Regions from separate parts of the Homo sapiens genome. Here region 2 is linked to region 1. The links are chromatin contacts, found by Hi-C or POLR2A ChIA-PET in ENCODE. All regions are on one chromosome and are shown on one strand. Each heading gives the region's core, a stretch centred on a gene start or an enhancer-like site at or near the end of the contact. The rest is flanking DNA. Distances are from core to core; before and after follow the strand shown.

Region 1 (2,993 bases), core at 195-2,694:
TTTCCTCTGTGTATGTGTGTGTGGTGAGAACACTTAACATCTACCCTCCCAGCAAGTTTCAAATATGCAATATAGCATTGGTCACTATAGTCGCCCGGCTCTACATTAACTCTCCAGAACTTGTTCATCTGGCATAACTGAGACTTGGTACCCCTTAACCAACATCTACCCCCAGCCCCGGGCAGCCACCATTCTACTCCCTCCTTCTATGTGTTCGGCTGTTTTAGATTCCACATGTTAGCGAAATCTTACAGTGTTTGTCTTTCTGTGTCTGACATTTCACTTAGCATAATGCCTTCCAGGTTCATTCATGTTGTTGGGAATGACAAGATTTTCTTCTTTTATAAGTTTGAATAATAATTCACATTTATTATTCACATTTTCTTTATCCATTTATCTATTGACAGACATTTAGGTTGTTTTCATATCTTAACTACTGTGAATATTGGTACAGCCATAATGGAAGACAGTATGGAGGGTCCTCAAAACATTAAAAATAGAGCTACCATATGATCCAGCAATCCCACTTATGGGTGTATAAGGAAATAAAATCAGTATTGCAAAGAAATATCCTCACTCCCATGCATTCATTTTTCATTCAACAAATATTTACAGTCCCTCCCCTTGTGTAACTTCTAAACCTTCGGGACAGACAGACACTAAACAGACAAATAATTACATAGACTGGTGGTTCTCGTCCACTAGAATCATCAGGGGAGCTTTTAAAAATATGCTGCTCACGTGGGCCCAGTGGCTCACACCTGTCATCCCAGCACTTTGGGAGGCCAAGGCAGGTGGATCACTTGAGGCCAGGAGTTCAAAACCAGCCTGGCCAACGTGGCAAAATCCCATCTCTACTAAAAATACAAAAATTAGCCAGGCGTGGTGGTGCAAGCCTGTAGTCCCAGCTACTCGGAGGCTTGAACCCAGGAGGCAGAGGTTGCAGTGAGCCGAGATCACACCACTGCACTCCAGCCTGGGTGGCAGAGCGAGGCTCTTTCTCAAAACACACACACACACACACACACACACACACAGAGACACACAGACACACACACACACAAAGTGTGATGCTTAAGCTTCATCCCAGAAAAACTAAAGCTGAATCTCTGAGGGCACAAGCTGGGCATCAATTATTTTTTTAATTGCCTAGGTAATGCTAGTGTGCAGTCAGGCTGACATGCTGGCATGGGGGATAAAGGAGGGTAATTGTAAGGAGGGTAATCTGCAATGCTGCCACCCGGGCTTGCTTTCCCTAGAGGTTTTGAAAGTATGATCAGTCAATTGTGTTTTTTGTAATTATTTATTTAAATAAGATAAACTTATATTAGCCACCCCGTCTTCCATGTATAAAGAAGTCACAAATTACTTAGATCAGTGCTTCTCAAACTGTAGCAAACATCGGAATCACCTGGAGGGCTTGTTGAACCAGATCACTGGGCACCACTTCGAGCCCAAGAATTTGCATCTCTCACAAGTTCCCAGGTGACACTGATGCTGCTGGTCTGGAAACTCCACTTTGAGAAACACTGAATTGGAGCAAGGTTTAAAGAAATTCAAGTGGTTGAGCACCTTCCTTCCTCACTAAACATCTGCTGTTCACAGACTCTGTTTAACCAAACTCTGCTGCTTTCTCGCAAGCTGATGTAGAAAGCCTTCAGATCTCCTTTGTTAGGAGAAGAAGCTGTGAAAAATCATACCTCTCCATCATACATGTGCCTGTTTTCACTGCAGGATGTTTCACAACCACATTGCTTCAGAGCAGGCAACTTCTCTTCTTTAACTGCCAATTTCTCATCACAGCAGTGGCTGTCAGCATCAGCATCACTGGACACCTGTTAGACATGCAAATTCCTGGCCTACTCCAGGCCCACTTAATCAGAAACTCTGGGAGTGAAGCCCAGCAGTCTGTGAACTAGGAAATCACACAGGTGATTCTGATGTACTCTCAACTATGAGAACCACTGGCCTAGAAAAAAACGTGTTAATTGCCCCTTCGAATTCTTCAGGATCCTATTCACTCTGATTATTTGTATCATTTCTTTCATAAAAATAATAATAATTTGCTTCCATTTGTCAAGTCTTCCTATGTGCCAGGGACTGTGCTAAGTACTTTACATTAAAGATCTTATTTAAACCTTGGAACAACCCAATATTCATTATACTATTTTATAGATAAGGAAACTAAAGCTTGGAGAGGTTGAGAGTTCGGCCCACCTGTTAAGTGGCAAACCCAGGAAAACACTGCTCTCTGCCCCACCCCGGTTCATCTTTTCCAAACATTAGGCATTGTATTAAGTGTGTTCTCACACTGCTATAAAGAACTACTTGAGACGGGGTAATTTATGAAGAAAAGACGTTTAATTGACCCAGTTCTGTAGGCTGTACAAGAAGCATGGCTGAGAGACCTCAGGAAACACAATCAAGGCTGAAGGTAAAAGGGAACAAACATGTCTTACCATGGCGAGCAAGAGAAAGAGAGTGAAAGGGGAAGTGCTACACACTCTTAAACAACCAGATCTTATGAGAACTCACTATCACAAGAACAGCAAGGGGGAAATCTGCCCCCATGATCCAATCACCTCCCACCAGGTACCTCCCCCAACTTTGGGAATTACAATTCGACATGAGAGTTGGGTGGGGACACAGAGCCAAACCATATCAGGCACTTATCACACCCATATGGCTGTGGTTTATACCTCCATTGTAGTGCTTTCCCCCAGTCATAAGATTTGTTTAATATCTCACTACTTTTTTCTACCCAAATACCTGCTTTTTAAAGCTAGTGTTCATTTTCTTAAAAAAAACTAATTGTTGAAATGTTTTAAAATCATCTGTTTGCTGCCCTAACTGATATCATGCATTTTTCTTTTATGAAAATTGTAAAGCTCAGTTAAATGTTTAAAATGCAAAGAGCAGACACCCAAGTTTCCTTACTGGAATGAAATGTAAATGGAAAGTGGCACTCCACAGGTACAACTACCTTAAGGTCC
Region 2 (2,993 bases), core at 329-2,828, 110 kb after region 1:
TATACCATATAGCCTAGGCGGTAGTAGGCTATACCATCTAGGTTTGTGTAAGCACACTATGATGTTTGCATGACAAAATCGCCTAATGACACATTTCTCAGAATGTAGTTGGAGGAAAAAAATTGAAAGGAGAGTATTACTTCATGACACAGGAAAATCATTTGAAATACAAATTCCAGTGTCCATAAATAAAGTTCACTAGAATGTGGCCATGCTCATTCATTTACATGTAATCTGTGGTAGTTTTTGTGCTACTGTGGCAGAATTGAATACTTGCAGTGGAACTTGAATGGGCTACAAGGTGTATTTAGTACCTGGCCCTTCACAGAAAAAGTTTGCTGACCTGATTGAATGTGCTTGTGTGTATCACAGGAAGCTCACCAGGACTCTTGGTATGTAGCCTCTAGCTCCCAAAGGCATCTGAGCCCCACTGGCAGGACTCAGTTACCTGTCTCTGTCTAAGCATGACTCCACCCATTAGCGTCCAGACAACGAAGAAAACTTCTATTTTAAAGAGCTTGACTAACCCCCTCCTTATTATCTAAGTTAGAGTAGCTGTGCCACCCCTTAAGTAGCTTTTCCTTCTTCCTTTCAAATAGGGGTTGGAAGAGTAGCAGGTGAGAACAACCTCTTTCTTCCTCAATTGTAGAGACTCAATAGTCTAGGCTATAAATTAAAAAAAAAAAAAAAAAATTCCCCAGAGGCTGACTCAGCACATGCCTGCCTTTTAAAGGAACAGAGAGACCCAATTGGAATAGAAACTGAAAATAAAATCAGCAGCACATGAATTTTTGTAGGTGGCTCGTATTTGCTATTAATATTGCTCAGAAGACTCAGGAATAAGAAATAATAATGCAGGGTTTCTTCAAAATATGGTTCTGGACAGTGGATTATAGTTACCTGGAGAGCTTGTGTTAAAATATCTGAGGATGATTCCAAGTACCAGGGCTTATACACAGGAATACTTGAGAACCACTGCACTCAAGCATTTAAAATTTTCCTTTTACCTAAATCCACATGGGCCAAGACAATTTTTAAAATTCATAGAATTCATGTGACCAGACGTAAGGGGTCAATAAAGGTCATTTTATAGATCAGAAAACTGAGACCCAAAGCTGAGAAATAAGTTATCTAAAACCCCACCAGGACATTGCATTAAAGGAGTTGCTCTAAGCGTGTCTTCTTACTATTAGAAAGTGAAATTGACTTTTAAATCTGTCACTTAGTTTTTGGCATAATAATAAAACAATGAACAGTCTGTTCTGGCTCTAATTGCGCCTAGAATCTCCAGATCAGAAGACCTTCTTGTAGATCAAGTAACATACTTCTCTGAAAGACAGTTTGTCGGTCCTATCACTGAAGTCTGAATTATTTTTTTGATTTTTAAATATAATTAATTGGTCCCTGGAAATGAGAACCAGAGGAAGATAAGAAGATGAACTTGAATTTAAGGACCATAATGGAAGGAGTGGGATGGGAAAGAAGGCTGTAAAATAAGACAGTGGTTGTGGAGAGACAGATTAAGGTAAGGAGAGAAGGTTGTAAAATAAGACAGGAAGGGGTTGTGGAGAGACAGATTAAGGTAATTGTGGTGTTGTAAAGCCATAAAAGAAATTTAAATGCGGAAGTGGCCTGGAAGAGAAAACATTCTCTGATCATTTAACCCTTTTGTGTGTGTGTCAGTTTGAGGCGTAAAGTAGACGAATAGCCTCCTTCTTGTGTGTCTTTTCCATGGCAAAGCCTTTAAGGATAATAGCTGACCACTAATCTCACACAGCTGCTGATGTTTAAGAACCTAATTCTTGAAGTGTTTTTAAGTCAGTTTGTGGCATTTCTTCTGAACACTTGGGCACTTTGGAAATTGTAGTGACAGGTTTTAGAAATTTGAAGTTGTGTTGCAGAGGTGATAACAAAATTGGGTCTTTGAGCAACTCTGAGTCTTTTAATGCAGTGCACTTCTAAGTTTCCGATGGTATTTCCCCAAGTTTTGAATATTGAAAAGAAAGACCACACTTTGCAAAATAATTGGCAACTTTCATTTAATTCAGTTTGACCCTGTCTTGAACTTGGTCTTTGTAACTTCTTATGAGGGTCTTTTCCAACGGTAACATTAGAGGCTGATTCTGGAACTTCATGGAGGCAAGTCCAGTGAAACTTGGGCAGTTAGGGGGACCCTTTCCCTCTCCCTTTTCAAAGTTACTCAGTCAGCAGCTGCTACTGTTGGGATGGCGCGGTCAGGTGGGTATTATGCTTATTATGAAACTTGATGAGGGCAGGGACTCAGTTTTGGGGCTGAGTTGTATTTCAACACTTAAGTGGCACTCAGTAAATACTTGAACAAATGAATATTGTGAATCCCAACTTCCTTAAGGACAGAAGAACTATTTATACTTGTCTGCCATCTTCTTAGCTAGAGATTTTTTTTTTGTTTGTTTTGTTAGCTTTCAAGTTGAGGTCCCTAACAGGGGAATCCCATAGTTTCAATGATGAACAGGTCCATGACAAAAATTCTTGTTTATATGCAATACACATTTAGGGAGAATAAATGGTCATGTGGACTTTAAAAATTGGAAATGTTACTAGTCTCTTCTCTCATTCTTTTGTTTTGTTTTATGTTGAGGCAGAGTTTCACTCTTGTTGCTTAGGCTGGAGTGCAATGGCACGATCTTGGCTCACTGCAACCTCCGCCTCCGGGTTCAAGTGATTCTCCTGCCTCAGCCTCCCAAGTAGCTGGGATTACAGGTGTGCATCACCATGCCCGGCTAATTTTTGTATTTTTTAGTAGAGATGGGCTTTCACCGTGTTGGTCAGGCTGGTCTTGAACTCCTGAACTCAGGTGATCCACCTGCCTTGGCCTCCCAAAGTGCTGGGATTACAGGCATGAGCCACTGCTCCCAGCCCTCATTCATCAGTTTTTTAAGGGTTTCTTTAGAGCTGAATCCTCCCAGCAGTTTTCTTTCCTTTTGAATTCCAGAGCTCTTTGGGCCTTTAGC

Evidence for each region. A loop is a pair of places that touch in the nucleus more often than their neighbours do. ChIA-PET counts read pairs that join two places held with the same protein, here RNA polymerase II (POLR2A). Pooled maps may share reads with other maps.
Region 2: a loop to region 1 is called in a pooled map, with 2.0 times the contacts of the local background. The contact joins two enhancer-like sites. A Hi-C loop is called at or near these places in 1 of 50 pooled maps. POLR2A ChIA-PET finds 5 or more read pairs at or near these places in 4 of 52 experiments (Caco-2, OCI-LY7, WTC11 and 1 more).

The regions. Positions count from the first base shown.
Region 1 is chr20:40,939,732-40,942,724 of GRCh38, forward strand. No RefSeq gene overlaps it. Among named protein-coding and RNA genes, the nearest start is that of TOP1, 88 kb to the right of the region's middle. Within about 2 kb of position 1,445, at least 4 of the 41 ENCODE cell types and tissues checked have a DNase peak (open chromatin) inside an H3K27ac peak, as active enhancers do; they include OCI-LY7, where a contact is called at or near this core.
Region 2 is chr20:41,047,418-41,050,410 of GRCh38, forward strand. The region is part of intron 2 of TOP1 (DNA topoisomerase I); the gene reads left to right. Among named protein-coding and RNA genes, the nearest start is that of TOP1, 20 kb to the left of the region's middle. Within about 2 kb of position 1,579, at least 8 of the 41 ENCODE cell types and tissues checked have a DNase peak (open chromatin) inside an H3K27ac peak, as active enhancers do; they include OCI-LY7, where a contact is called at or near this core.